Linked DNA regions of Homo sapiens: regions 1 and 2 are each linked to region 3. A link is an interaction called in ENCODE POLR2A ChIA-PET data of the cell type or tissue named here. Cell type or tissue: OCI-LY7. All regions are shown on one strand. Links, peaks and the distances in the headings refer to the core of each region. The heading gives the core; the rest is flanking DNA.

Region 1 (10,713 bases), core at 1-8,000, 180 kb before region 3:
GGCACTGGGGCTGAGGGAAGACTGTTACATGCTGTGTTACAAGAAACCTGGGGCTGGGTTTGCAGGGGAAGAGAATTTAATCAGGACGATAAAATTTGAAGAAGAGAAATCAGAGCTTGCCAATTTCTTGTATAAGTTCCCACTATCTGCAATGTTCTTTTCCCCAGATCCTTACGTGACTGACTCCTTCTCTTTATTCAGATGTTAATCAGATGTCACCTCCTCAGAGAAGTCTTCCTTGACCTCTGTAATCAAAGATGCTTCCCACTTCCCGACTCCCACCACCTAGTCACTCTCTGTCCCAGTGTTCATTTTATTTTCCACGTATCACTAATTCAAATTGTATTATTTAACTATTTGTTTGCATCTTTATTGTCTTTCTCTTACCACTCGAATGTATGCTCCACAGGAGCAAGGACTTTATATTTGATCCTGCGTCTCCAATAAAGTGGGAAGGAAGGAAGGGATGGTTTAGGGGGAGTGAGAGAAATGATAAAAAAGAAGATAATTAAAAGTTTTCAGATCATCCAAGACTGACACTCCTGATATGAACTTCAGTCTTTCTTTAGTTCTTTCTCTTACTCTATGAAATCTGGTTTAAGAAATATGTACAAATACAATCATTTTTTTTTAAATGGCATTATGTAGTTTCTGTTTCAGTTCTAGCCAGGGTGGAATTCTCTGAAGTTATAATATTTGAAAGTGAAAGCGAGAGAGTCTGGGACACAGCTATTGCTTTTATTCATTTTTAAAATTCACGCAATCTTAAAAGCAATACAGTGCCACAATTAAGTGGTGGCCTGACTTTTAGAGACATGCTAATTCTAGCAGTTCCACTCCTAGAAGAGCATAATTAGAAAATTCACCAAATTAGCTAATTATTTCAACCAATGGTCATTGAGCCGACATGAGCAGTGCAGTTCAGACTCTACCTTGACAGAGCTTAAGGCTTTATTTCCTCAAAAAGGAAATGGCTAAACGACTTGTTTTATAGTCTATTATGCTTAAGTAGAGTTTTTTTTTTCCATAAGTTATTGGGGTACAGGTGGTATTTGGTTACATGAGTAAGTTCTTTAGTGTAAGTAGAGATTTTATATTGCATTTTTATCATGTGTGAATTTCTGTAGTTATCTGGGTAGTTGATTCTGTAGGTTGAAATACACAAATAGGAGGTGAAAGAAGGTCTGGAATTTGTACTATTTCCTGTCATCCCAGAGAGTCTTCAGCAGCTCCTCTATCCATCCCAGTTGCCCCTACCAGCTCCTGCTCCTTTCCTGCTAATATATTGACAAAATCCCACAGAAGACTGTGGCATGACCCAACTGGCCCCTCTCTTGCCTCCGTATTTGCTTCCTTTTTGTCAGGAGAGCTTTGTCACACCACATCTGAACCTTTTATTTTTAAACATAGTAAAACTGTCGAGCAAAGCAGTGGTGGCTGGGCAAGCTGGTAATTAACACTGCCACTTGCTGACATGGCTCTTTTAATGTAGTTAACATAGCTGTGTTGAAAGAACCAGTTTAATGGCCACAACCCTGTTTTAGGTCTTAAATGCAAAGGACAGAATTGTAAACTAAGTTGAATTTTTAAATCTACCTTAATTTTCAAATGAAAGATATATAGTCAGAGGTTGAAACTTTGAAAACACAAAGTGCCTCTGAATAGCTATATTTTGTAAACATGAGGACATGGATAAGTGACTGTATAAGAGGGTTGGATTATAAATATGTTTGAGTTCTGAAGTATGAAATAAATGCTTGAAAGCAGCCTGTTTCTTAGGTTTCTCACGCGACCATTTTGAACCAGGAATGTACATTCTAAACAAAATAGGGGTTTTTAAGGTATAGTTTTTCAAAAACATTTGGGCCATAATTTATTTTCTTTTAATGAATACTTTTTCATTTATATTATATTTTTCGTGTATATATTTTCATTATATATGTTTCATTATATATTATATATTTGTACTATATATTTTTCATTTATATAGTTTTCATTGTATATTATATACCTCATTATATTATATAATTCATTATATAGTTTTCATTTAATTTATTTCATTTTATAACTAGAACAATGAAGCACAGAGAAGTTAAGTAATTTGCCTAAGGTCACACAGCTCATTGTTGCCCTTAGTTCCTGGCCCATGCTGCTTCCCAGTGAATATGCTAACAATGAATGGGAAAGGGTCTGTTACCAGATTGGACTTACATACTTGAAGCCAAACATGATAGCTCTTGCTCACATTTAGGCCTCTTTTTATCCAGTTTTCCTGACTTGCGGGAGACTCTAAAAAAAAAAAAGTAAGCGTTACTCTACCAAATGCCTAAAGGTTTTCAGGCCATTTGCCTGTTTTATTCAGTAGCTGATGACCAAACACCTCTGCCAGGGTTTTTGCTCACAATGCAATTTTGCTTATGGAAAATTTGTGAAGCTCACTATCAAATATATTCAATTGGTCTTCTCTTTCAAGCAATTTTCTTTAATAGTTGTGTCCATGGAATTGGTAAACTATAAGACATCAGCAAAATGGAATACTTGAGGGCTACTCTTAAAAATGAGCAGGATTTATATTTACTGAGACAAAAAGCCTATTCTATCTATCTATCTATCTATCTATCTATCTATCATCTATCTATCTATCTATCTATACTTTAAGACAGGCCCTCACTATGTCACCTAGGCTGGAGTGCACTGATGTAATCTCAGCCCACTGCCACCTCGACCACCCAGGCTCAGGTGACCCTCCTACCTTAGCCTCCTGAGTAGCTGGGACTACAGGCATGTGCCACCATACCCAGCTAATTGGTATATTTTTTTGTAGAGATGAGGTTTTGCCACGTTTCCCAGGCTGGTCTCAAACCTGTACTGTTTTAATAGATGATAGGAACAAATTATAGAACAATCTGTATAGAACATGCAGAATATATAGAATAATCATACTCTTTGAAAAATAAACGTGTCTGTGTATGTGCAGAGGAAGAATAATACACATCACACAGTAACAGATAAGTGGCATTGGTCATTCTCATTGTTTTCATGAAGCATGTCTGTATTCCTGGTACTTTCATTAATGCTTTTTGCTTTTTAAAAATTAATGAACTTTATTCTTTAGAGCAACTTTAGGTTCACAGCAAATCTGAGCGGAGAGTACAGAGTTTTCCTGTACCTGTTTCTCTACAAACATTCACCCTCCTTCACTGTCTACATCCCTTGCCAAGTGGTTGGGTTGTTACAACTGATGAACCTGCATTGACACATCATTATCACCCAAGGTCCATAGTTTACATGAGGGGTTCAGCTGTTTGTTTCTCACTTACTATAAAGTCTTTGTGTGGTATATTTTGAAACAGTACATAGAAAGTAATATCAAATTTATGTCCAGATGTGCTCCCAGTAGGGGGCTCAGCCCAGTTGTAAGAGTCTTAGAGTAGGAGTCTTGGCTTGTAGTATCATCACGATTCCAAGTTGTGCACTCTATGTGTTTAAGCAAATGTATAGTGGCAGCATTTATCCACCATTGTAGTATCATACAGAATCGTTTTTCTGCCTTAATTCTCTGTGCTCTGCCTATGTCTCCCTTTCCCGCAACCCCTAGCAATCACTGATGCTTTTACTGTCTCCATAGTTTTGCCTCTTCCAGAATCCATGTAGTTGGACTCATACAATATGCAGCTTTTTCAGACTGGCTTCCTTCACTTACGCAATTAAGGTTCCTCCATATCCTTTCATGGCTTGAAAGATCATTTCTTTTTAATGCTGAATAATATTCCATTGTCTGGACAAGTCACAGGTTATTTTCCATTCACCTACTGAAGGACGTCTTGGCTGCTTCCAAGTTTTGGCAATTATGAATGAAGCTGCTATAAACATACATGTGAAGCCTTTTGTGTGGGCATACATTTTCAGTGCATTTGGGTAATTACCAAGGAGTATGATGGCTAGATTGTAAGGTAAGAGTATGCTTAATTTTGTAAGAAACTGCCAAACTCTTCCAAAGTGGCTGGACCATTTTGCATTCCCACCAGCAATGAATGCGAGTTCCTGTCGCTTTGCATTCTCACCAGCATTTGGTGTCAGGGTTTTGGATTTGGGCCATTCTAATAGGTATGTAGTGGTATCTTGCTATTGTTTTAATTTGAAATTCTGTAATGACACATGATATTGAATATCTTTTCACATGCTTACCTGTCACCTGTATATCTTCTTTGTGAGGTACCTGTCCAGGTCTTTTGCCCATTTTCTTATTGTTGAGTTTTTGTTGTTGTTGTTGTTGTTTTTGAGACACAGTCTCGTGCTGTCGCCAGGCTGGAGTGCAGTGACGCAATCTCGGTTCACTGCAACCTCTAGCTCTTGGGTTCAAGCGATTCCCCTGTGTCAGCCTCCCAAGTAGCTGGGATTACAGATGCATGCCACCATGCGCAGCTAATGTTTTGTATTTTAGTAGAAACAGGGTTTCACCATGTTGGCAGGATGGTCTTGATCTCCTGACCTCGTGATCCACCCACCTCAGCCTCCCAAAGTGCTGGGATTACAGGCGTGAGCCACTGCACCTGGCCTTATTGTTGAGTATTAAGCATTCTTTGTATATTTTGGATAACAGTCCTCATCAGATATGTGTTTTGCAAATGTTTTCTCCCAGTCTGTGGCTTGTCTTCTTATTCTCATTCTCTTGATTTTTGTCTTTTATATAGTAGTTTTAATTTCAATGAAGTCCACCTTATCAATTATTTCTTTCATGGATCATGCCTTTGGTGTTGTATCTAAAAAGTCATCTTTGCATCCAAGGCCAGTTACATTTTCTCTTCTAAAAGTTTTACAGTTTTGAATTTTACATTTAGGTCTATGATCCATTTTCAATTAACTTTTGTGAAGGATCAAAGGCCTGGGTCCAGATTCATTATTTTACAGGTGGATGCCCAGTTATTTCAGCACTATGTTGAAAAGACTATCTTTGCTTTATTGTATTGCCTTTGCTCCTTGTCTAAGATCAGTTGACTATATTTATGTGATATGTGTTTTACTATAACCATAATAAAGAAAGTAGTATACAATTTTTGTTTTTTGAGACAAGGTCTCACTCTGTCACCCAGACAGGAGTGCAGTGGTACCATCATAGCTCACTGCAGCCTCAACCTCCTGGGCTCACGTGATCTTCCCAAGTAGCTGGGACTACAGGCACATGCCAACATATCCAGCTAATTTTTGTATTTTTTGTAGAGACTGGGTTTCGCCATGTTGCCCAGGACTGGTCTTGAACCCCTGAGCTCAAGTGATCCACCTGCCTTGGCCTTCAGAGTGCTGGGATTACAGGCTTGAGCCACCACACCCAATCAAAAATTTTTTACATAAGGGAATTTTAATAAAATTTGCAGAAAATAAAACAAAACAACCCTACGTTCACCCCACAGAGATGACCAGGGTAAAGCTAGAGCAGGTCAGAGGGTACCAAACAGGATGAAGAGGGTCTGGTGGATGGAAAGTTCACTAGAGGGAAAGGAGGGTGTGTACAAGAGCATCAGAATACAAACCTGCTTCAGAATCCAGAGTTCTGGGGGAGTAGAGACCAGATGGGAAATTGAGTTCCAGGAAGGGATATAAGATTAGCATCCTAGGGTCCTAACCCATGTAGGAAGGAAGAAGCAGGAAGGGATTCCAAAGAGATGGGTGGATTTGCACAAGGGACACGACGCTTGGCCTGAAGCCAGTGGTTTATGATCTGTGTCCTTGATAAGCTGCCGCATGCTGGTGGGAACACAGTGGAAGCCAGAGTGAGCCAAGGCTCTGTAGGTGGTGGTAGCTGTTGGTGTTGGCAAAAAAGGCTAGGATTGCTTCCCAACCGAACTTCATTTTGCTATCTAAGTCACTGGTAATTAGACACTTCTGAATATATAATTGCAGATTCTTCCAGAACATAATGGCAGTGTTGTGGCTTCCTTACAGATTAGCTCCATTTCCAGGAAACTATCCAAGTTTTTCTTAATTTACTCACCCACCTTCCCAATTGTTTTTGAGTGCTCTGAGTAAGTTTGTAAGCTAAGTAGGGAGTGGGTTGCTGGAAGTGAATATTAAAGGTTATTCAAGGCACAGTTTCTTAGCCCAGGGGACTCACAGTCTCTTTGTAAAATAAATAAGAAAGAGAATCACACATTCAAGGTACAATGTGGTAGATTAGAAGGGCTGAAAAAGGTAAAGGTTTTGACTATATTTGTTTAGTAACTGTGATCTGAGGCAAACCACTTCAGAGTCAGTTTTTGCATATAATGCCAATGGTATAATAATATAATGGTATAATGACCATTTTAATACCAACTAGTACCTGGTACAAGGTCAATACTTAACACAATAGTGCTGTTATTATCATCAAAGTGCCATAGAAAGAAGTGAAATGCAGTGTAAATTCAATGGTGCTTTTCCAGGAATGGAAAAATAAGAATGATAATGTCTTGGAATTATTGTGAAGGTTATAAATAATCTTTTCTTTCAGATTACTTAAACATACAAAGAATAACCATCATTAAGCTCTACTAATACTTCTAGTAAAAATGGAAACAATTGCTGCTTATTTTTTTAATAAAAATGGTTACTTTTTTTTTTTAAATGCACAAGAGTAAATTTCTTCCCAGAGGATGCTCAGTAGGCTTTTTTATTGTCTTATGCACCCATCAATTTGGGAGTCTTGTGCATTTGGGGTCTTGGAGCATTTCTGGTCTACAAAGTTGTTTGTTTCTCACTATAAAGTCTTGGTGTGGCATATTTTGAAACAGTACATAGAAAGTAATATCAAATTTATGTCCAGATATGCTCCCAATAGGGGGCTCAGCCCAGTTGTAAGAGTCTTAGAGTAGGAGTCTTGGCTTGTAGTATCATCACGATTCCAAGCTGAGGGCCCCAAAAGACTCTGAGCACTGAAGAGATGTGGCCCCAAAACCCCAAGATTTTCTGAGTCTAGTACACAGCCTTTCACCCCATTAGAAAGACCTGCAATCTTTCTTTACCCTGATCAAGGATGAGTTGGTCCTTGGACCACTACCCATGCAAGACAGCTTAAGTTTTGCACCTAGTCTCCCCCTCAGCATGGCCTTAGCAATGGATGTGGTTGTTCAGTTAATAAAAGAAGACTTCATTGAGTGTACTTTATATGGTCAGGATAGTGCTAAGCTCTGTAAAGGCTGTACAAAACAAGGACTTTGATCAGGTTGTTTCTGCAGGATGAAACAAAACAAAGGCTGCCCGTAGGAGTACTGTATTGTAAAGCTTACCATTTGGCTGTTTAGCTGCACTGTGGAGGTCTTGCTCCTTCAGCCTTGCTCTGTGCTTTGTTTCCAGAAGATCCCACAGCCAACAAAGATTCTGGCCAAGAGTCAGAGTCTATTCCAGAATATACGGCCGAAGAGGAACGGGAGGACAACCGGCTTTGGAGGACAGTGGTCATTGGAGAACAAGAGCAGCGCATTGACATGAAGGTCATCGAGCCCTACAGGAGAGTCATTTCTCACGGAGGTAGTCGAGCTCAGCATGAATCTGGGAAATGGGGAAGGGGCAGCCATTTTATTTAAAATCATGAAGTGAGTCTAGACTTCTCCGGAACATGACATCTCAAAGACCCTATTCTAGAGCCAATATTCAGGGAACTATAGAGCTAAGTATATTTCCTCATATTCAATTCAATAAACATTTGAAATCCTACTAGGCAAAGACAACTTTCCAATATAAAACGGGCTTTTCATGCTACATATCTGATAGCGATCATCTTGTGCAAATTTATTGAAAGTCATAGTTGTCTAATTTAAATGTCTGTTTGGCATTCTTATCAGTCCATTGTACGGTTGAACTGAACAGAGTATGTGACACCATGGCCTGTGTCATAACACTACCCCCGAGGTGCTTCTCATTACAAAATGGCCTTTTGAATCCTCTTCAGAAGCTTTGGGGATTTTTTTTTTAGACTTAGCCTGGTAATTGTTTCCCCTAACTGAAGTTTGCCTTTCTGTAAACTAGTAAACTACATTAAATCTAGGCCTGACAACAGCCAACCCCAGTCAAAGCCTCCACCTGTTTGGTGAGAGACAAGGGAGAGAGAAAAGTGTGTTTGTATTTCCAGCACTTTCTTGAGGGCTCCTGGAGCATATGTGGCCTTGATTAATTTGGGAGTCACAAAAAGTCAGATGAGTGGAAGCAACACATTTAACATTGTCAACTTCAGAAAACCTCGACAGCATTTTGATTCTTCTGCTGCGTGCCTTCCTTTCCCGAGCCTGAGGTGCCACTGTAACCACCCAGCTGTTCAGAAAGAGTGTGAGCTGACAAGGCAGTTGTTGCTCTCTCAGTTCTCTCTTCCTTAATGAGGACAGGGAAATGAGAGTCTTAGCACTGCCTCAAAACACTGCTTTTGTTTTCTATTATAACAAGCAGAAGGCTGATCTGTTATTTCAATCAAACCTTTCTCCGCCAGCAGATTTTTCACCTTCCATCCCATACATTGCTACCCCCACATAAGTATCAGGACCACCCAGGGAACCTGACCACTGTAGCAAAGGTGAATGCCAGTCCCTGGCCCTGGCCATGGCCTTTCTTTGTCTTGCCTTACTGTTTGACCTGAAATGGAAATATGCCCCGCTGAGAGCTGCTGTGGGGTCAGGAGCAGTTTCCTCTAAGGGAAATCATGCCCGTAGCCCTTCAGAATGAGAGTTGGCCCCATCTTGCTGCAAGTGACACACAGCTGGCTGTAGAGTCAACCCTTTTGTTTTTATGTGAAAACCATAAGAGGAACACTCAATCTTCCCCATCTTCCCAGGTCACATCTCCTTTGCACCACCCATCAGATATTTTTGGTTTGTTTTCTTTTTGAAAATAGAAACAAAACAAAGGCTGCCTGTAAGAGTAGTCTGTGTTCATTTTAAAAAGTATTAAAAAATTAAAATGTCTGTCACATCAAAGTCACCCAGTGATAAGCCCTATAAACATCAGCTCCTAAATGCAGAGTCCCTGTGTTGAAAGGAAGCTCATGGTCCTGCTGCTCTTCTAGGGCTAGTTATCTGCTAATACTCCAGTAGACTCGCCTGCTTGTTCTTTAGGTGGGCTGTTGTCTGAATCAGGAGAGAATGATTATCATCAGTGCACTGATGGTTGGGAAAAAGCCACTGCTTCTGCCTGTCACAGTCTTGTAACAATTCACCTGAGCCCTCAGGGCTAACCTGGTTTGCTGTGCTCTCCGTCCCTGCCACCTCCTCCCTTTGCCATTTGCTCGTCTCCATTCTGTGTCGCAAGCTCAGTTTTTGTCTGTGTGACTGTCTGGTTTGTTTTGAAGAGAAGGCCACCTCCCCTCTCCCCAGCCCTGCCTTGGCCCTCTCCAGGCACCAGCCTGCATGAAATGTGCCTCTGGCTGCACCCATCCGGAACTTTAGAGAGATGCCACCTTTTCCTACACCCTGAACAGCTTTTGTGCTCTGTAGGTAAAGATACTTCAGATGTTACTTCTGAATTTGCTAAAGCTTTGTCTTCCACATTAGGAGTTTACAGCACTCTCTTAGACCATAATGATGAAAAATCTCCTTACTTACCAACCTACTGAGTTTGTCCTTCGGCTTCTGATAAGCATTTAAAAAGCAGCAATCACTTCACAGTAAACATGAATCTTATTTGGTGCTTGACATTTTGCTCTGAGGAAGTTTTCTCATTCGGGCCAGTAGAGAAGTGCCAGCTACACAGTGCTCTGTGCCAAAAACTGTAAGGTGGGGGCAATCAAAAGAGCTGCAGAAGTTAGCCCCAAAGCCAGGCCCTGCCAGGTGTCCTACCTGTTGAGAATATTGGTGCATGATGGCAGTATTTGAATAAATAATTCAGTCTTCAGCTTTAGTGACCTTGATATGAGCTATTGCACACAATGTAGAAGAATGGGGCTCAAAACCCATCTCTGTCACTTACTAGTCTGTAACCTTGGTACATTACTTACCTTCTCTGGGCCTCAATGACATCATCAGCCAAATGAGGGTAATCTCAACACCACTGTTCACATCCTATGAGCCAACAGCAATATCCTTGCCATCTGCATAAATAAAAGCAAAGAGGGGTTTGAATGGTTTTGCTCAGCCAACAGTACGGGGTCCCTCTGAGGCTAGAACTGGCTTTTTTTTTGAACTTGGAGCTGAGAAACCCATTTAAATAATGGAGAACAATAATGCCAAGTAATTTTAACAAGGAGTTTCTTTTCTTTTTCTTTTCTTTTTTTTTTTTTTTTACTTCTCTTATTTCATTATAGGAGATTCAGGTAACCTTCTCTGAAGTCTTGCTGGACAAATGACCCTGGAAAGAATGAGGAGAAGAGTTGCTGGCTGGTGTGTGTGTGTGTATGTTTTGGTTGCGACTGTGACATCTTTCCTTCTGTCTCCATTCCATTGCTGGCCAGCAAACTTGTGTTACATCCCTTTCATGCCTGTCTGTGTCACTCAGGTAAGGTTTGCGTCCTTGCTTCAGAGGGTCTCAGGAGACTCCTGGGGGGGGGTTGCTCATGCACCCCACCCAGCACATACACCTTGAATTCACCTCACCTTTATTGAGAAGAAAGTCTAATGAAAGAAATGTTTTAAAAACCAGACTTCAAATGAATTATGCTGTTGCCAACAGGAAACTTTACTAGAGTAAGCTGCATATTTGAGAATAGAAATTGAGGGGTTAGCTGACCCCTTCAAGGTATCTGGGAGGGGCAAAAAG
Region 2 (9,983 bases), core at 1,608-9,607, 120 kb before region 3:
GTGGCCTGATGCAAAATAAAAATATGGGCACCTGTTCAAAAAGCAGGGGAAAGTGCCACTACATTTGCAAACATGTTAAGCTTCTCTCTTTCTTCCACAGTCTCTCAACTTGTCATGGTGTTTTATATTTGCCATTTAATGTCATTCTTTTTTTTTTTTAAGACTGGGTTTCGCTCGTGTTGCCCAGGCTGGAGTGCAGTGGTGCAATCTTGGCTCACTGCAGCCTCTGCTTCTTGGGTTCAAACAATTTTCCCACCTCAGCCTCCCGAATAGCTGGGATTACAGGGGTGTGCCACCATGCCCCGCAAAAGTTTGCATGTTTAGTAGAGACGGGGTTTCGCCACGTTGGTCAGGCTGGTCGCGAACTTCTGACCTCCGGTGACTCACCCACCTCAGCCTCCCAAAGCGTTAGGATTACAGGCGTGAGCTACCGTGCCCGGCCCATTTAATGTCATTCTAACTAAAAAAACATTTTTAATGACTAACATGGATTTACCGTTCATCGTTTTTATCAAGCAATGCCAGTTTTAAATGCAAATATCTAAGCATTTAATTCCTAAGGTGGAATCATTGAAATAACATAACTTGTATTTTGTAACTTGTACACACAGGTGTATTTTGTTCTTACCAGAACAGTGGAAACACTAAATAAAGGCACTCAACTGTTTTTGTTTTACTTCTTAACAAGCACACATTCTACTCACAGTACCTTCCACTTCCTGAAGGATAGGGAAGGACTGAAAGGAAAAAGAACTTTCCCTTCTCTTCTATGTCATCATTTTAGCATCCGTGGTTGGCTAATATAGGGAAGTAACCCAGGAGGGATATGACAGGGTTTCTTGGTCATTCATATTTCTTAGAACATCACTGCCTTCCTTCTGTGTTCATAGCAAGTTCTGGTACCAATGGCAAGCATGGCCTCTCCAGGCTGTCAGTGACTCAAACCTTACCAAGTCACAGCCTTAACACACCGCTTAGGACTTGCTGAACTCCCACCAAAATTTTGTACTCATGGGACATCTCAAGTACTATATGCAAATGGAACGCAAAAGACTGTGGCCACGCATATTCCTACTGCACTGCGTGGATCTCTTCTAGTCTCCGGCTGGCTGGATTGCCCCATCAGACTTACAAAATACAAGTTCAAATTTAAAAATCATTTAAAATTTTAAGGCGAAAATAGTGTGTTAAAACCAAGTTCAGAGCCTGCATAGGTTGCAGCTTAGGAGCTGGCTTTGCTTAGGAGCTTGATAAAAATGCAGGTTCTCAGTGCCGCCCACCCTCAGCCCCACCCCCACCCCCACCCCCAGACCTGTTGAATCAGAATTTGCATCTTAAGATTCCCAGGTCGGTTGTTTTTGGGGCTGTTGAAGTTCAGGAAGCTCTGGTCTGGTCTAGACCACTGAAGATTCTATCTCCCAGGCTAGACGCTGACTTTAACCCCTGGGAGGCAAGGGACAACTTTCTCTGATCTGCCCCACACTCTCTCTTCCCTCCTCTGGGTCCTACCTGCAGCTCCCCAGGATGTTATCAACTGGGTTGCAGGCTGGCTTTTCTAACAACAGATTTATGAGGCTCTGTTCAAATCTCAGGTTTCATCTGCCTTCCAACCATCCAAGCCCTTGGTATAATCATGAATCCCTGTGGCAAGGAAGAGACCACAAAGAGCATCTAATAGGAGCCTTCCTTTTAAAGACCCATTTTAAGGATATGGGCCAGAGGCCGAGCCCCAAAAAGATGAAAGTCTTGTTAATTTACATGTCAATGTGTAGCTGAGATGCCTTTATTATTGAGAATTCTAAAGTGAGAATCTTGTTCCCCCTCCCCCCGTTTGTTATTTAATTCCACTTATTTCCCTACTTTTGCTAGCTTTAAAATTACCCAGAGTGGATGAGGATGCAGTGTAACCTTTTTTCTGTCTCTCTTTGAGACTTTTTATGATGAAATGTTAGAAACATATTAATAATATGTCCCCCAAAATCTTTAAAAGAAGATCAAAGGAGGAGAAAATAGAGTTGAAAATTTAATTCACTTTGGCATTCAAGGGGTGTCTAAGAATAGGCCGGGCACGGTGGCTCACACCTGGCCTTTGGCAGGCAGATTGCTTGCAGCCAGGAGCTCAAGACCAGCAGACCAGCTTGGGCAACATAGTGAGACCCTGTCTCTACAAAAAATACAAAAATTAGCTGGATGTGGTGGCACACACCTGTAGTCTCAGCTACTCAGGAGGCTGAGGTGGGAGGATCACTTAAGCCTGGGAGGTTAAGGCTGCAGTGAGCCATGATGGTGTCACTGTGTCAGAAGTGTGTGAACCAGAGCAACTCCATCTTGAATAGGAGCTAGGTAAAATGAGACTGAGATCTAGTGGGCTGCATTCCCAGAGAGTTAAAGCATTCTATTTCACAGGATGAGATAGGAGGTTGGCACAAGATACAGGTCATAAAGACCTTGCTGATAAAACAGGTTGCAGTAAAGAAGCTGGCTAAATTCCACCAAAACCAAGACAGTCACTAGAATGACCTCTGGCTGTCCTCACTGCTACACTCCCACCAGCATCCTGACAGTTTACAAATGCCATGGCAACGTCAGGAAGTTACCCTATATGATCTAAAAAGGGAGGCAAGAATAATCCACCCCTTGTTTAGCCTATCGTCAGGAAATAACTGTAAAAATGGGTAACCAGCAGTCTTCTGGGCTTCTATGTCTATGGAATAGCCATTCTTTTTCTTTTTTTTTTTCTTTTTCTTTTTTTTTTTTTTTGAGATGGAGTCTCGCTCTGTCACCCAGGCTGGAGTGCAGTGGCGCAATCTCAGCTCACTGCAACCTCCACCTCCCGGGTTCAAGGGATTCTCCTGCCTCAGCCTCCCAAGTAGCTGGGATTACAGGCACGTGCCACCACGCCTGGCTAATTTTTGAATTTTTAGTACAGATGGGGTTTTACCATATTGACCAGGCTGGTCTCGAACTCCTGACCTCGTGATCCGCTGCCTCAGCCTCCCAAAGTGCTGGGATTACAGGCATGAGCCACTGCGCCCGGCCGGAGTAGGCATTCTTTTATTCCTTTACTTTCCTCATAAACTTGCTTTCACTTTATCGACTCACCCTGAGTTCTGTCTTGAGCGAGATCCAAGAACCCTCTATTGGGGTCTGGATCGGGACCCCTTTCCTGTAACAACCACACTCCAGCCTGGGTGATAGAGTGCGACCCTCTGAAAAAAAAAAAAAAAAAAAAAAAAAGAAGAAGAAGAAGTAGTTTTCAAGAAGAGTAAGTTAAGAAAGAAATTCAGTCAAAATTAGTGTTAAATAAAATGTACAGGAGGCCACTGGTTTGAAATGAGCTCCTGCACTAGTCCCAACAGATCAAACCAAAATAGAGTCACTCATGCTAATGTTCCATACCACCAAGCCAAAACTAAGTTGCTTACCTGAACTTCCAATAAATAGGAGAGAGAGAGAGAGAGATAACAGCCAAATCCCCAAACAGGCCAGTCTCAATGAGCATGATGAGGAAATCCCCTCTGCCTTGATCTTTATAATGAAGGTAACTTTGAAACGACTAATCCACCGGTTCTCTGTTTCTGCTTTCCTCAGCTCCTTTCTGTTTGTAAAACCAACCTCCTCTTCCCAGCTCATCACAACATTCTACTTTATAGAATGAGGCAGATTCTGAATTGCCTGATTCTAGAATCACAAATAAAAGCCAATTAAGATCTTTAAACTAAACTTGTTGTAATTTTGTTTGATGACATTAGGAACTTTCACCTTCTTGTTTCTCTCTCAGCCTGAGGCCTGAAATAGAATCACCCCTCAGCTAAAATGGAATTGCCCCTCAGCATGTGAGCAAACTTTTACTGCACCGCTAAGCTGCAAGCCAATAGAGAATTTTCTTGCACAATAGTGGCTCCCCTCCTTCTGTGAGGGAGAGCATTTAAAAAAGCAAGAGAAAAGAAAGGAAAAAGAGAAGGAAAGAGAAGCAAAGAAAAGAGAACGTTTTCAAAAGATGCGTGCTGCCCTTTTGATGAGGATGGCCTCCTTTTCCTCTTGACTGCCAGCCCCACCAGAAAACATTCTCCCAAATGGTCAAGACTGTCGGAAGCCAATGTTGACTGCAGCTGCTTGTAATTTGTTAGTAACTTTCTGGCATAGAGACATCTCAATTTCAAGACCAAGCTTTTATGTTCCCTGACCAGGACTAGAAATGGCAGACAGAAAAGAAAATGAGGGGGTAGGGATGAGGGAGTAGCACAGAGGCCATGGGGGGCATGAACTGACCCACAAAGAGGGTGGGGGGCAGGACTTGGACCTCCTGAAGGTCTTGGGCTTTTCAGCAGTGCTACTCCTCCCTCATTTCTCCTCCACCCCCAATCAAGGCAGGAGAAACAAAGAAACAGCTTAGCAATGAGCTCCTTGGGGTTGAGGTTTTACTGCATAGCTGTGTGCTGTGAAGAATTTTCTTATAAATTGCCCTGTTTGCACAATGACGGCATTCTTTTTTGGATCACCAACTCAGGACATTTGGTAGCATGAGTGACAGAAACATTTTAAATTCATGGGAAATACAAAACCCCCTTTGTGGGCATTGGTTTCAGTCGCTGCCTCAGGTAACAAGAGTTGAGCTAAGTTTTCCTTCTTTTCCCTTCCTTATCCATTGATTCTCTGGCCAAGGTGCTATCGAGTAGCCCGGTGACCCACAGGCCAAGGGAGGGAGGAGGAGATGAAAAGCAAGTTAATTCACCAGATGGAGAGTGGGACCATTTCAGCAGAAGGCAGCTGCATTTCCAAAGCCAGATCAAAATCAAGTTCGAAAAGCTAAGTCCTGCTTAAAGAGCTGAAGGCATAGAGATAGGACAAGGTCTGAGCTGGAACAGGAGATGAGGAACTCTCCTGTCCTCACCTCCATTTCTCCAGGGCCTGGATCTAGCAGGATCTAAGCTGTAAATCCCCCCACTGTCTGTGGTCAGGGGTTTCGCAACTGTGTTGGCTTAAACTTTGTTTCTGCCCTTAGACAAGTTACTTAACTTCTCTGATGCTCACTATCTTCATCTATAAAATAGAGACAATACTATCATCTATCTCATTGGCTTTCTGGGAGGAATCAGTGAAGAAATACATGCAATGGCCTGATAGCCAGGGCACATAGAGCTTAATAAGAATTGGCAGTAATGGGAGTAATTGTTGTTTCAAAGAGGAAGCTATTGCCAAGTCCAGCCTCACATATTTTCAAAGAAGACGTGGAAGGTTGTCCATGAGTTGACAAAGCCCAGATTGTCTCATTTCCCTCAGAGCCCAAAGGTCTGGCAGGCAAGCCACAGCCCTGGGTCATGAGTGAGTGGATCCACACCATCGTCCTTCATGAGAAACACCTTCCCTTCCTTCTTGCTTGGTTTCCCTCTCCTTCTTCTGCCCATCTCCATCTTTTTTTCTCTCTCTTTCATGAGAGAAACACCTTCCCTTCATGAGAAACACCTTCCCTTCCTTCTTGCTTGGTTTCCCTCTCCTTCTTCTGCCCATCTCCATCTTTTTTTCTCTCTCTTTCCTTCCCCAAAGACCCCATCAGCTCCACTTTTTCCCTACACAGCAACCTAGGAAAGTCATCTCATAGTGCTGAGCCCCACTTGCCTCTCAAGGCAGTGAGGACAATGGAGCAGATGCTCTATAAGTCCCTTTGGAAGCCAACATTCCACACTCATCCATTCCTTTCCTTTCTCCCTTTTCTTTTCCTTGCCACTTTCACACTCATACTCCTGGGAGAAAATTCCACCTGGTTAAGCTTGGGTCACATGCCTGCCACTACAGGTATGGCAATGTTAGAGAAAGGCTCTGGGGCAGGAATCCCCCAGGAACCTTGGGCTTCTTTAGGAGAAGAGGAGGACCTGGTTTTATAATCCCCCATGACTGCATGATTTGTGGAAGAGGGAGTGGTAATTCCCCCAGAAGAAATCAGAAAGGAAGAATAGGCATTAGGTTTAGGGTAGAGCAAAGGAAAGAACTACAACAGCTACTGTGCAGATGATAAAATTGGATGTATGCTTTCTGTCCTTTCCATTCGTATATTTATTTGCTTATCTATGCATTCGCTTTTGAGTGTCTAGGCCACTGAAGATGCAAGCCTTACCTGAACTTGAGAATGGTTAGAATTGTCATAATAAAATGTTCATTAAATATTTTGTGGTAAGTTCAACAATAAAGAATCCTCTCAGGAAGCAGGGTGGATCACAAGAACTAAATTGAACCTATCCTCTGGGTCAACCAAGTCTTTAAGGGAGTGGTTACATAAGACCAAACCAGGCATATTGGACATTGAGAGGAATCCCCAGGATGCGAGCCAGCCCTACAGTTCTCAATCTGGAGTGGATTTTGCTCTCCCTAGGGATATTTAGCAAAGCCTGGAGCCATTTGTGGTTGTCACAACTGGGAGGAAGGGGGACTTCTACTGACATCTACTTGGTAGAGACCAGGATGCTGCTAAACATTCTACAGTGCATAGGACAGCCCCTGACAACCAAGAATTACCCTACCCCAAACATCAACAGTGCCAAGGTTGGGAAATCCTTAGCAGATGGACAAGGGGCCTTTCATCCCAATAATCCTGATATGTTTTGTTGAGTCTGATAATCCAATAATCCTGATATGTTTTGTTGTCATGAGTGCTGACTATGGGGACCACAATCTAGTTTCACTCAACCAGTTTGTAAATCCAGGTGCCGGCTCTTCCACTAAGGAAGTCCCCTGGAAGATCCTTGCCCAAGATCCTTTGTCTTCCCCCTCCAAAACAGTGAAGGGGCAGACCTGTCACCAACTTCATCCAATCTGAATTCTCCATGGGTCTTGCATATTGGGCTAAATGTTTCAATATAAAAGGTTTAGTTTTCTAGAAGCCATGTCAAGACTGATACGAAATTCTTCTTCCAAGATCTCTTTCAGCTGTTTCATTAGCTGTAAATATAATTATCTGGCTTCTCTTGGATCTTATGAGCTGCACCGTATTCTTCCAGTAAATTTACTTTTTGTTTCAATTAGTCAGTCAATTTATTTTGCTTGCAACCAAGATGTCCTGATACAGAGAATCTTCAATTCCCTTTAGTAACTTCCAAACTTCATGCAACATCTCAAGTAAGTCTCATCCTATCACTCCAAGAAACATGGGATCCCAGAAATATCCTGGTTCATACTCTACTTCTCTAGGATCTGCCATTTGATTACCAGTTAATCAAATGACCAAAAAGAATTTATTCACACCCACATACTTTGAACAATGTCAGCTCAAGGAAAAGTCAAAGTAGAGAAGCGGGACTAATATTTGTTGGGTGTCTACATGTGCCAGGCACAACGTTAAAGACTTTATATTTAGAATCTTCTCTCGACTTTATTGCTATACTGGAGGTCGGTATTCCTATCCCACTTTACATTTGAGATAAAGGAGGATTAGTGAGATCAACTAATTTTCGTAAGACCATATATCTAGTAGTTATTAGAGATAGGATTTGGATTCAAGTCTATCTGTCTCCAAGGCCCATGGTTATTTTTTTTTTTTTTTTTTTTTTTTTTTACCTCTGTACAAGAGATGGCAAACTGTGGCCCTTGGGCCGTATTTTGCCTGCCACCACTCACTTTTGTAAATTAAGTTTTATTCTAAGAGCCATGCTCATTCTTTTGCTCTATAATGACAGAGTTGAGTATTTGCAATGCAAACAATAAGCATTGCAAAGAGTAAAATATTGCCTATGTTCCCTTTATAGAAAAAGTTTGGGCTGGGCACGGTGGCTCACGCCTGTAATCCCAGCACTTTGGGAGGCCGAGGCGGGTGGATCACCTGAGGTCAGGAGTTCGAGACCAGCCTGGCCAACATGGCAAAACCCCGTCTCTACTAACAATACAAAAAAATTAGCCAGGTGTGGTGGTAGGCACCTATAATCCAGCTACTCAGGAGGCTGAGGTAGAATTGCTTGGACCCAGGAGGTGGAGGTTGCAGTGAGCCAATATCATGCCACTGCACTGCAACCTGGGTAACAGAGTAAGACTGTCTCAAAAAAAAAAAAAAAGAAAGAAAGAAAGAAAGAAAAAGTTTGCTAACCTCTGCTCTACATCCTACTCTGTTCCTCATATGTAGATTCCCCATTCCTGGTTCACTCTTCTTTAGGGCATTTCTTTACATGAACTCAAGCATCTGATTCTGCTTCTTCCTTTAACAGACCTAGTCAGGAAAGCACTGTCTCATTCATACAAAAGTGGAAGTGACCAATAAAGCTTAATGTTTATCCCTCCCAAGGATATTTGCATTTTAAGAACCAACCAAAACTTAGGCCAAAAAGGCAAGTCTGGTGGGAATTTTTGGTGGGAATTCTGAAGTAATGGCTTTCACAGATTTGCCATTGAATCACCTAGATTTTAGATGGGCCCCTTCCTTGGGTCTCCCAAAATCATGCTACATATGATTGAAGGACTACGTAAAGGCTGTAGTCCTTTAATCTGCTTTTTTCAGGCATGGCCTGTTCAGAAAGGTCTTGGTTGGGTCCTAATCTTAAGGTCACTAGGGTGACTGCTACTTATGCTCAGGACCAGGACACTGGCTACTGATTTCAGATGTCACATCTTCATATACTTTCTAACTCTCAATTTGTAAAGATGACCAAAAAAATTAAAGGAGTTAATACACTATTTTACCAACCAGTAACATCAGCATAACTATCTCTGTACAGCATTTGCTGAAGATGATCACTTGCAATGATCTATAGCTGGGTTTGGTGTTGACCATCAAACTCTCCTCACTAGTGTAAGCTTTGCCAGGAGAAGCTGAAGCTCTTTTCTAGATAGAGCCAAGGTCCTATTCTTTTCCCACTTGGTTCTATGCCATCTTCCAATATCTCTGTGGCCCACACTTGTGTGCACCAGCCTGACTGTGTCCTTGAATTAGAACTGATACAGAAATTGCAAAGCATGCCTCACTGTGACAAGTGGGAAGAAAACCATTTCCTACCTCCTCACCTCCAGAGACTCACCCTCTGCTAGTGATTTTATCTCTTACATGGTTTTCGAATATGGCCTTTCCTCTCTTCTATTACTACTGCTCAGATAGTAAACACATCTTGCCATTTTTATAACCTCTGAACTGATCATCCTGCCTCAGTGTCACTCTCTCAAGTCCATCTCCGAAACTGTTTCTAGAGAACTTTATCTAAAATTCATCCAGGCACAGTTGCATGTGCCTGTAATCACAATAACTCAGGAGGCTGAGGTGGGAGCATCACTTGCCTGGGCAACATAATGAGACCCCATCTCTAAAACAAATTAAAAAAAAAAAAATCAAGTGTGGCCAATGTCCCTTCCCTGTCTAAACCTTGCAGTGGCACCCAGTCTCCTTCCTAGATGCCACACATCCAGGTCATATACCTGAACATATCTGGTAAGCATTAAACAATAGGGAGCAGTGCAGCCTGGGGTGAACCAGAGGCTTAAACGCCTGTAGACTTTATTCAAACACTGTGAGGGCCAAAATGAAAGCACCATCTGCAGACTGAAAGCAGTCCACAAGCAATGCATGTGCTGCCTCAGGAGAAATGCATGGTCCGCTTTTCACCATGACATAAAAGTCTTCTCTGGTCTGACTTCCACTGTTAATCCTTATCCCCAGCTACAACCTGACTCTCACTTCAGGCTCCTGCCGTCCCCATCTGCTTGATTTCTCGTGAGTTTCATGCCTCCCTGCCCCTGCTCATTTTTTTTTCTTTCCTACCTCCTGTTTATTCTGTCTTTAAAGCTTAAGATCCTTTCCTGGATCATCCCCCGCCTCCAGGTGAGCCAATATTGATCTTCTCTGCCTTTCTAGAACTTGATGCTGGCCTCTGTCATTACAATGACTGCATTATTTTAGAATTATATCCTCCTGTGTTCCTCCAAAGAATATTAAGTTCCTTGAGAGCAGGGAAATATGGCATTTGTGTATGATCCTGTATGCCTGTGTCTATAATAACCACTCATCAAAT
Region 3 (11,272 bases), core at 1,745-9,744:
TTTTACAGAGTGCTGATTGGTGCGTTTACAATCTTTGAGCTAGACACAGAGCGCTGATCGGTGCATTTACAATCCTTTAACTAGACACAAAAGTTCTCCAAGTCCCCACTCAACCCAGAAGCCCAGCTGGCTTCACCTCTCACTAGGATTCCACTTACAGAGGTACCTAGAGTAGTCAAATGCGCAGAGGCAGAAAGTAGCATGGTTGTTTCCAGAGCTGGGGGAGGGAAGAATGGGGAGCTACTGTTTTCATGAGTACAGTTTCTGTTTGGGATAATGAAAAGTTCTAGGAATGGCTAGGGTGAGATGGCTGCACAACAGTGCAAATATGCTTAATGCACTGAATTTCCTCAGATTTAACCTTGGGAGTTTTCAGTCTCTTTGTTATGATTTTAAAAGATGCAGCTGTCTTACTACGACGTGACTAGATGCACCTTCAGAGCAGGTAAGTGAATGAGATGAAGAATGTTACATGGAAGAGGCTTTTTTTTTTTGGAGACAGAGTCTCACTCTGTCGCCCAGGCTAGAGTGCAGTGGCATGATCTAGGCTCACTGCAACCTCTGCCTCCCAGGTTCAAGCAATTCTCCTGCCTCAGCCTCCTGAGTAGCTGGGACTACAGGCACGCACCACCATGCCTAGCTAATTTTTGTATTTTTAATAGAGACGGGGTTTCACCATGTTGGCAAGGCTGGTCTCAAACTCCTGACCTCGTGATCCACCCGCCTCGGCCTCCCAAAGTGCTGGGATTACAGGCGTGAGCCACCACTCCAGGCCCCAGAAGAGGCTTTTAAAAATTAATTTAAGAGGCTGGGCGCAGTGGCTCGTGCCTGTAATCCCAGCACTTTGGAAGGCCAAGGCAGGCAGATCACATGAGGCAAGGATTTCGAGACCAGCCCGGCCAACATGGTGAAACCCCGTCTGTACTAAAAATACAAAAATTAGCCAGGCGTGGTGGTGCACACCTGCAATCTCAGCTACTCGGGACGCTGAGGCACGAGACTCGCTTGAGCCTGGGAGGCAGAGGTTTCAAACGTGAGCCAAGATTGCACCACTACACTCCAGCCTGGTGACAGAGTAAGACTCTGTCTAAACAAATAAATAAATAAATAAAATTAATTTAAGAGAAGACAGTGAAGAACAATATATTAGAATAAGGGAAATATAAGTAGGTATGACCGCAGGTTGTCTGAAAAATAACCTTTTTGAGTTTAGTGTCATGAAAGTTTAGAGATAAAAGAACAAAGGTTGTCCAAGTTTCTCCAAAAGGCCAGTGTGTTTCCGACTGCCTGTGCACATTTACTGTTACCCCAATTTGCTTAAAGTATAAGTAACAGCGAAACACAGTTTTACATGGAAAAAACCTGTCCTCTCAGGCAGGAGACTTCATTTGCAGAGGCTGACTTTGATGGGCTTGAGCAGAAATATCTGTTTATATATACATACAGAAAACAAACAGTGTTTTTTTTTTTAAATAGCAATCTTCAACCTCATTATCATTGCAGGCCAAAAATGAGAATAAAAGATCTCATTGTCTACTTTGAAATTCCACACTGAAGAGTAATGGACTTTTTTCTTTTTCTCTTTTTTTTTTTCAAATCTAAAAGTAGGCAGTTTATAATACCAAATAGAACACCACGGTTTTATGGAAACAAAATTTTGGATTGGAAAATTAAAGTTCATTTTGTCCCCTCTTAAAGATTAGGTGGCCCTGGGTTTTTGGCCCTGAGGTCACCCATCCTGTGTGTCACATGGGCCACACGTCTTGGGTTTTCTGAACGGTCCCAATTTTAAGTACTTGAGCCTCCTAAATGGCTTGGTCTTAGAAATGCTAGTTCCCAAATTCTAGATTCCTTGTTTTTAGAGATAGCCCTCAAATCTGGATTTTCAGTTTGCTAAATGTGACTGTCAGATTAAGTATCCTTATTCCAGATGGCAAAAGGCTAACCATTAGCAAAAATAAAAAGCACTGTCTCCCCAATTTCCTCTACATGTTCAAAATCCAGCTCAACTCCTTCCTCTGGTCCTTTCCCAAACCACAATGATTGCCCCTCTTTGAAATCAACATCATTCACTGTTGGAGGCCACGGAGCAAAACAGAAGTGTGAAGTCAAACAGAAGTGAAGACATAGCCTATGTTAGTTACTTCCTAAATGCATGGTTTCCGCAAGTTGCTTAACCTCTCTGAGCCTTAGTTTCCTCATCTGAAAAATGGAGATATGGTAATGACTCCTCTCATTTGTTCAGTGATGTTTAAGTAATCTGTAAAGTGCCAAGCACAGTGACTGGTACACACAGCACATGCTCAATAAACAGGAATTATCGTCGTCTCTCACTTCAGCACTGAATCCCACATCACTCTGTCTCCGTGAAGCTATCCATGTGGGTGCTTTGGAGAGCCCTTAGTGGCCTCGGTCAAGTCTCAGGCTTGTCTCCCACACTACTCCGTGGGTCTATTCAATTAGCATGAACTCAAAAAATAAAAATAAAAAACATCAAATGTCCAAATATTACAAAATCCACTTCCTTTCTCCCAAAAAATGTAGGGCAGCATCTTGGATGCTTTGTGTTAAGTGTGCCTTATAGCTCATAGTCTTTTCCAGAGAGGAGCTCTGGAATCCCCCAAATCTTCCTGCGAATATGAATGTTACAGATTCTCTTTTTGGAGGCTTCAGTGTTAAGACACATCAGAGCAACCTCTTCAACCCTCAGGGACTGATTTGTGATCTAAGCTGTGAATGTGCCCTTTAAACAGCTTCATAAACCTGAGCGGCAATCTTTATTCTCCATTTCCACATCATCTAAATTATATTTTGGTACAGTTATTGAATTTGAAATTAGCACTAAAGCCAAGAATGAAGTAATTCTCATTGTAATGACATGAAAAGAGGTATGTGAGATGATGTGGTATTCAAAGATGAGCTGCACCTCAGTATGTTCAGAGAAAGCCGGGCGTGGTGGCGGGCACCTGTAATCCCAGCTACTCAAGAGGCTGAGGCAGGAGAATCGCTTGAACCGAGATCGTGCCACTGCACTCCAGCCTGGGCAACGGAGCGAGACTCCGTCTCAAAACAAACAAAAAAACCAGCCTCCAGATAAATATATTATAAACATGCACTGGAAAAACTGAGAAGCACACACCCAAAACTATTCAGTGAGGATCTTCTTTTTTGGAGAGGGGATGTTTATTCAAACACTTCTGAAATGTTTCCATTTTTTATGTTCACTTCAGTAATTTTCTTTAAAAATTGCCAACTGGGATAAAATGGTGACAGTTCTCCAAAATAAGCTCCAATTAAATATATTTGCAAAGCATATAATTTCCCAAAAACAAAAATCCATTGACAATCTAACTTCACTTACACATCCTCTGCGTTCACGTTCCATGTTCTCTTCTGGTACGTAACATTGCACAATACACTTATATTTTTGCTCAGATGTAATAGCAGCAGGGATTTCATTTTCTATTCTTTTTTGATTTATTGGCTATCAAAATATCATTTGTTTTTGTCACAATTAGTTTATCTTATGGTTGGATATTAAGGGTATTTCCAAATTATACTGTTATAAATATGAACTATGAATAGCTTTGTATATTCATAGCTTTGTTTTTGCTTTGCTTTTAAAGGACTTCCTTGGAATTCCCAGGAATAAGGATTTTAGGTCACTACTTGTAAGTTTCTGTGCCTCTTGTCTGCCTTCCAAATAAACGATACTTATACTGTCCCCAGTAACATCTGGATACCATTTTCTCTACATTTACTATACATTTTAATTATATATAATGTTAAATGACTGTATATGAATATACTGTATAATTATTTTTGCCGATATTGCAACTGTAAAATGGTACATCATCAAGGTTTCACTTTGTGATTTCTTTGATTACTAGTGGCTGAATCTTTTCTTTTCTTTCTTTTTCTGAGACAGGGTATCGCTCTGTTACCCAAGCTAGAGTGCAGTGGCGTAACCAAAGCTTACTACAGCCTCGACTTCCCAGGTTCAAAGCGATCCTTCTACCTCAGCCTCCTGGGTAGCTGGGAGTACAGGCACATGCCACCATGCCTGGCTAATTTTTATATTTTTTGTAGAGGCAAGGTCTTGCACTGTTGCCCAGGCTGGTCTTGAACTCCTGGGCTCAAGTGATCCACCTAGGCCTCCTAAAGTGCTGGGATGATAGGTGTGAGCCACTGTGCCCAGTCCTGAATATTTTCTCTTGGGTTTGTTTACATCTGAGACACAGAAGAGTACAGTGGCAATGATTTCAGCTCTCCAACCGGACTGCCCCAGCAGGAGACCTGGGAGTCATCATTCCCCAACCCAAACTTCAGCAAATTCTTAGCCTCTCCTAGCTTCAGCGTTTTTGTTGTTTTTTTAAAAAACTAATTAACTTTAAACAATTTCATTGGGGAAATTATCATATATACCTTAGAGTTTTTATAAAGAGTAAGTGAGCTAACTTGTAACATGTTTATACTGTATTTGACAAATAATGAGCCCTTAATATTGGCAATGTATTATTATTCATTATTTTCCCTTTTTTGACTTTTGTTCAAATCTGAGCTCATGTCTAAGGGTAACTTTTTCAGACTTCAAAAATGAAAATCCATATTTCCAGTTTACTAACAAATACTTCAATATACTCAATTCTATACTGAGAATCTATTATACAAAATAGATTCCTAGGCTCTGGGGAGAAAAATACAAACATAAATAATACATGCTCCCTGCTCTCCAGGAATTCACTCAGAGGTTATATGCTGAGGTTTCTGGAGGAAATTATAGGCTTGGTCAATATAGTTAGAAACTATTTTTAGAACAATGCATCCATTGTAGAGCTGAAAGAAACTTCAGGAAGCATCTAGTGTTGCTGGAAACAGCAGCTCTGGGAGCAATTACTAGGTCTTCAGGCTAGGGGTGGAGTCTGTGGTCCCATAAATTACAAGAAACAAAGACGTAAAGACAGACAAGTGTCGCAGGGCACAGTGGCTCACACCTGTAATCCCAGCACTTTAGGAGGCCGAGGTGGGCAAATCATCTGAGGTCAGGAATTCTAGACCACCCCGGCCAACGTGGTGAAACCCCGTCTCTTCTAAAAATACAAAAATTAGCCAGCCATGGTGGCAGGCGCCTGTAATCCCAGCTACTCCGGAATATGAGGCAGGGGAATTACTTGAATCTGGGAGGCAGAAGTTGCAGTGAGCTGAGATCACGCCATTGCACTCCAGCCTGGGTGACAGAGCGAGACTCCATCTCAAAAAAAAAAAAAAAAAGAAAAGAAAAGAAAAGAAAAGAAAAGAAAGACAAGATTCTCTGTTGCTGGTTTGGCTCCTTATTTCTTAGCCCTTAAGACAGTCAGGTCTACTGTAAATATTTAAAGACAGAGACATGGTATTCAGCATTTCTCAAACTTACATGACAAAGAAAACTTACAAGAAGAGCATATGGCAAGTCCATAACAAAAAAGTCCATCTAGCCCCAAGTTGCACCCTCCTCTGTAACTCAAGAAAAAGCTGAGGCCCTGGGGCATAAGGGTCAAGATCTAGTGGAAAGCTGCCTTTAACCAGAGCCTGCAGCTTCACCCTTGTGGGTATGTGTTCTTTCACGCTCTACTGCATTCCCTTCACTCAATTCTACTTTTTTGGGAGGGAGGGCCACCCACAGAACCCCAAAAGAGACATCTGACATTTCTTTGTGGTGTCAGTCACACATTCTCTTTTCTCATTTCCTTTTTTTCTTTGAGACAAAGTCTCGCTCTGTTGCCCAGGCTGAAGTACAGAGGTGCGATCTTGACTCACTGCATCCTCCGCCTCCCGGGTTCGGGTTCAAGTGATTCTCCCACCTCAGCCTCCTGAGTAGCTGGGATTACAGGCGAACGCCACCACACCTGGCTATTTTTTTTAATTTTTAGCAGGGACGAGGTTTCATCATGTTGGCCAGGCTGGTCTCGAACTCCTGACCTCAAGTGATCTGCCAGCCTTAGCCTGCCAAAGTGCTGGCATTACAGGCTGAGCCACCATGCCCAGCCCCTAGTCCATTTTTAAAAAATATTTACGGGAGGCTGATGTGGGAGAACCAGTTGAGCTGACTGGGGAGAAGCAGCAGTGAGCTGTGATCATGCCACTGCACTCCAGCCTGGGCAACAAAGCGAGACTGGTCTCAAAAGAAAAAAAAATTTACATCTTATTTTGACCCAAAATAATATTACTGAGCATGACCAATCTACCTCATAATGCTAACTTCTGACATGCTGCAAAATCACATCTACCATCAAAAACTGGTGTCTTTCCTAATAGGAGAATACAGCACAGAGGACATGCCTCAAAATGGTCAGAAATGTCTTTGGAAAACACTTATGTTAAAGGTACTAATTTCCACTTATACATGTTTTTTTAAATCCTGTATTTTTATAGCCATGCCTCTTATTTTCAGGGAACTCATAAGTTTTCTGCCACAAGTAATCAACAACAAAATTGGTGGGCTGTCTATTTCTGACTTGAAAAACACTTCTGCATAGCAGTGAGACATACATGCACGGGTTTTTATCTATACCCTGGGGTTTGTGGAAGTCAAGCGCCCCAGGCAGGAGCACATTCCTGGGAGCAATTCTGGGAGCAATTACTAGGTCTTCAGTATAGGGGTGGAGTCTGTGGTCCCATAAATTACAAGAAACAAAGGCATAAAGACAGACAAGTGTGGCAGGGCACAGTGGCTCACACCTGTAATCCCAGCACTTTAGGAGGCCGAGGTGGGCAAATCATCTGAGGTCAGGAATTCTAGACCACCCTGGCCAACGTGGTGAAACCCCGTCTCTACTAAAAATACAAAAATCAGCCAGCCATGGTGGTGGGCACTCCAGCAGCAGATATAGCATGTGCTTCAGGATTTTTAATTGCAAACCAGAGGTTTTGTTAATTAGCATAAGTAGTGTGAGAACCAGATCCTCACAAGGTGAATACAAGGACTGTGTTGGTTAGCATAACAGATGTGAGAAATGTGTAGACAATGGATGAGATCAGGGGCTCCACCTATATGAAAGGATTAGGCATATTTCAGAGGCAAGTTCTGCATTTACATGAAGAGGACAAACAAGCCTGGCGGGCCCCAAAGTCTGGGATGGTGTCCTAAGCCCATTCCTGGATCCAGCTGCTGATTTCAGGAAATTCTTGATCACCTGACCCCCGCTGAATCTTGGACTAACCAGAAGACGTCTGCAAATTGCACATTAAGTGGCTTTAAAAAAAAATTAATTTTTAATTGACAAATAATAATTGTATATATTTATGGGGTATAATGTGATGTTTTGATAGATGTATACATTATGGAATGATAAAATGTACACATTTCAAGAGAAACAAGACATGTATACAATGTATTTATCACTCTTTAGTTTGAGCATTTTTTTTTTTTTTTTTTTTTGGGACAGGGTCTTGCTCTGTCACCCAGGCTTGAATGTGGTGGCCCAATCACAGTTCACCACAGCCTCGACTCCTGGGCTTAAGCAATCCTCCCAACTCAGCCTCCTGAGTAGCTGGGACTACAGACGCACACCACCACACCCAGCTAATTTCTGTATTTTTATGTAGAGATGGGGTTTTACCATATTGCCCAGGCTGGTCTCGAACTCCTGGGCTCAAGCGATCTGCCTGCCTCGACCTCCCAAAGTGCTGAAATTACAGGCATGAGGTACCACACCTAGCCTAAGCACTTGTTTTTAATCCAGCAGTAATTTTCTTTTCCACTGGATAAACTGGAGGGGTATATCACGAGAAAGAGGCTGTTTTAAAGTTCACCAGCAAGCAAGTTTTCAGACTGCCTTATTTATAAATATATGTATATATTTTATTTACATTATATACATGGCATATCTATACAGTTACATTTACACTTGACTTAGAGTCAAAGTCATATACACACACACAGGACTTGGACTCAAAGCTTTTAATGACAAGCATGCAAAATTTCTTAGTATAGACCCTAAGAGTACCCTTAATATAAGTATGTTTATTTAAAAATTCTATGTATCTACTACTGTTACCAGGGGGTCCTTGCTCCCAGAGCTCCCAAGATGGTGGCAGGCCACTTCCAAAATGGTGGCAAGCCTCATGTTCTCTGACCTGGGGTTCTTGGCCTCACAGATTCCAAGGAATGGAATCTTGGGCCATGCGGTGAGTGTTATAGCTCTATTAGAAGCCATGGGTCATGGAAGAGAACCGTGGAACCCAGTGACTAATGTTCAGCTTGATTAGGATGAACCCAGGCACTTAGCCGTGCAGGAACAATGGCAAGCCTTTAGCCCGATCGGGAGCGGCAATGGGCGCCTCGCTGGATCAGGAGCACAGCGGACACCCTGCCTGATCCAGAGGGATGGAAGTCAGTGGCAGGTCTGCAACAGCGGCAAAGAACAATGGTGGACAATAAGCAAAAGCTCAGCTCAAGCCGTAACAAACACGGACCAGAAGAGAGTGCAGTTGCAAGATTTAATAGAGTGGAAACAGAGCTCCCATACAAAGGGAGGGGACCCAAAGAGGGTAGCCGTTGCTGGCTGGAATGCCTGGGTTTATGTCCTGATCATTGTCCCTCCCGCTGTGCTCTCAGGCAATAGATGATTGGCTATTTCTTTACCTCCTGTTTTTGCCTAATTAGCATTTTAGTGAGCTCTCTTCACTACCTGATTGGTCGGGTGTGAGCTAAGTTGCAAGCCCCATGTTTAAAGGTGGATGCGGTTACCTTCCCAGCTAGGCTTAGGGATTCTTAGTGGGCCTAGGAAATCCAGCTAGTCCTGTCTCTCACTATTGTACTAATAAATTACATGTATCATAATTCAAAAACTTGGAGGATGCAATAAAACTTATTACTTCAATTATAGTAGTGCACTCTTGGCTCTGCTACCTAAATCTTGACACTTAGTTTCCTCTATCCACCAATCACATAGTTTTTTGGCGAAATTTGCCCAGTGGGTTTCAATCAATTGTAAAGACTAATCAAAATAGTCTGCAGGTGCCCCATAAAGTTAACAAATGGATTAAAAACTCATTGTTACTTTTCAATTAAAGTAGTATGACAATTCTGTTTCCCAGTTTTTAATTTTTTTTCCTTTGAGAGCTTTGATAACTCACAAATGTACAATATTTTTTGGCAATATGTTCGCATTACAATGAAAACTTCTCCACACAGCCACTTCCCAAATGCCCCTTGGTAGCAGAAATTTCTTTTGAAAAGTAATTCACTGTAAGAACCTCACATTTACCTTGGATTTTTCCCTTCTCCCCAAAATATCTGACTACTGATAGGCATAGCAAAATTGGAAAGAGGCAACACATTTGAAACCCCATCTTTCTGCTAAAGAGAGATGCAGACACCTGTAAACTCAACCACTCTTACGTATCTGGCAACAAAAGAACTAGGAATGCTCTGATGGGTGCAAAGGATGGTCCTGCTCCCTCCCCAGGGCATGGCAAAGGACGACAAAGCTTCTACAGACTAAAGCAGTGATTCTTTCTCATGCCATGACATATATACCAAAAGGTAACCATCAAACATCAGCTTCAGCTCTCTTGGCTTAAGGGAGAGGGCTGAGAGAAATGCAGTATCTCAGTACACCTATCACCCGCTCAGGGACAAGTCTAACCTGAGATGCTCTAATTTAAAGCCTTTGTGTTTCTAAAATTAAACAACTCGATGACACTCTATAGCTCCTAACTTGCAACATCTCACAGTATGCTTGATGGCCAGGTGAGCAGGGCTCCAGCTAGGCAAGGAATCCCTGCCTCCTTATCCACCTTAGAAACCACATTCACCGTACAAGACACAGGACTGAAGGAGGGTCGGCGCGCGGTGACTCACGCCCGTAATCCCAGCACTTCGGGAGGCCCAGGCAGGCGGATCACCTGAGGTTAAGGAGTTCGAAACCAGCCTGGTCAACATGGTGAGACCCTGTATTTACTAATTAGCCAGGCATGGTGGCATGTGCCTGTAATCCCAGCTACTCAGAAGGCTGAGGCAGGACAATTGCTTGAACCTGGGAGGTGGAGGTTACAGTGACCTGAGATTGTGCCACTGTACTCCAGCCTGGGCGACAGAGCAAGACTGTCTCAAAAAAAAAAAAAAAAAAAAAAAAAAAAACACTGAAAGAGGGACCACTGGCATTCTTGACCTTAAATGCTTATAAAATTATAAATAGAGGTTCTTACACTTCCTTTCAACACCCCCAAAGGACTGTCCTTCGCTTCCTGCTTTGGATACCAATATAATCTCAACCTCGTTTTCTGTCCTACACAATTGGTCTCAGCCTTATTTTCTGTTCCACACAACTGACAAATGCAGTAAACTCCAGGCAGCAGGGGCTGGAGCTCAACACAGAAGAGTGGCTTTAACTGGACTCAGGGCCACTCAACAGGCAAGTAGCTCTCAATCTGGTTTGTACACTGCAACCACCAGGGAGCTTTCAAAAAGGACCAATAACGAGTCCCCCTACCAGAGATTTGATGGAATTGATATAGAGTTTGACCTGGGTGTCAGGTTTTTTTAAAAGTTCCACAGGTGTTCCTAATGTATAGCCAACACCGAGAACCATGACATGGAACATGAACCTGCATGATGTGGAAGGGGCTTGAAAAGGTCCTTCCCCTCCAGGACTGTCACCCCTAGTGGCTTTGATGCCCATCAAAAGATCAGCTGAGGCTGGGTGAGGTGGCTCACGCCTGTAATCCCAGCACTTTGGGAGGCCAAGGCGGGTGGATCACTAGGTCAGGAGATTGAGACCATCCTGGCTAACACGGTGAAACCCCATCTCTACTAAAAATACAAAAAATTAGCTGGGCGCGGTGGCGGGTGCCTGTAGTCCCAGATACTTGGGAGGCTGAGGCAGGAGAATCGCTTGAACCTGGGAGGCGTAGGTTGCAGTGAGCTGAGATCGTGCCACTGCACTCCAGCCTGGGCAACAGAGCAAGACTCCATCTCAAAGAAAAAAAAAAAAGATCAGCTGAGCATTTACTGCCTTTAGTTAACAAGCCTGTAAGGTCAAAGGTAGGAAGCAATTTGTAGAAAAAGTGGTGCAAGGCTATTTCAGGTGTACAGGGCCAAGCTTCAAGGTAATCATCATTCATAACACTTTCCAGGGAGCCAAACACAAAGCTTGGCACTAGAAAATGCTTACTAAATGCTGGCTGAAGAAATATCTGACTGCACACACAGACACACCCCAAACTCAGCCAATGGTTTTGCCACTTCCTTCAGAAAAAGTCCTCACGATTCTGGACCCAAAATCTAAAG

Evidence for each region. Peaks named below come from ENCODE experiments on the same cell type or tissue, not always from the same donor. Only the 100,000 strongest peaks of a DNase experiment are listed, where the experiment ranks them.
Region 1: POLR2A ChIA-PET joins it to region 3 with 6 read pairs; 3 of 35 experiments call an interaction of 5 or more read pairs at or near these places.
Region 2: POLR2A ChIA-PET joins it to region 3 with 5 read pairs; 4 of 35 experiments call an interaction of 5 or more read pairs at or near these places.

What each region holds. Positions count from the first base shown.
Region 1 is chr9:76,641,529-76,652,241 of GRCh38, reverse strand. It overlaps PRUNE2 (prune homolog 2 with BCH domain), which reads left to right. Exons shown (of 19, transcript NM_015225.3): 12 at 7,333-7,503. It overlaps LOC105376095 (a long non-coding RNA gene), which reads right to left. Exons shown (of 12, transcript XR_007061586.1): 7 at 9,956-10,048; 8 at 9,564-9,797; 9 at 7,263-7,524; 10 at 2,212-2,289. Among named protein-coding and RNA genes, the nearest start is that of PCA3, 120 kb to the left of the region's middle. RefSeq lists enhancers at 8,502-8,611, 8,622-8,671. In OCI-LY7, for the core only: a CTCF peak has its summit at 3,361 (motif pointing right); no DNase peak of the experiment used is centred there.
Region 2 is chr9:76,586,716-76,596,698 of GRCh38, reverse strand. LOC105376095 (a long non-coding RNA gene) reads right to left here and starts at 3,791. Exons shown (of 12, transcript XR_007061586.1): 1 at 3,426-3,791. In OCI-LY7, for the core only: no CTCF peak of the experiment used is centred there; no DNase peak of the experiment used is centred there.
Region 3 is chr9:76,466,749-76,478,020 of GRCh38, reverse strand. All of the region lies in intron 2 of GCNT1 (glucosaminyl (N-acetyl) transferase 1), which reads right to left. Among named protein-coding and RNA genes, the nearest start is that of GCNT1, 13 kb to the right of the region's middle. RefSeq lists enhancers at 5,358-5,437, 5,788-6,057, 6,769-6,838, 6,859-6,948, 6,873-7,534. In OCI-LY7, for the core only: no CTCF peak of the experiment used is centred there; DNase peaks (open chromatin) are centred at 4,920, 5,640 and 6,940; H3K4me3 peaks cover 6,012 bases; H3K27ac peaks cover 6,910 bases.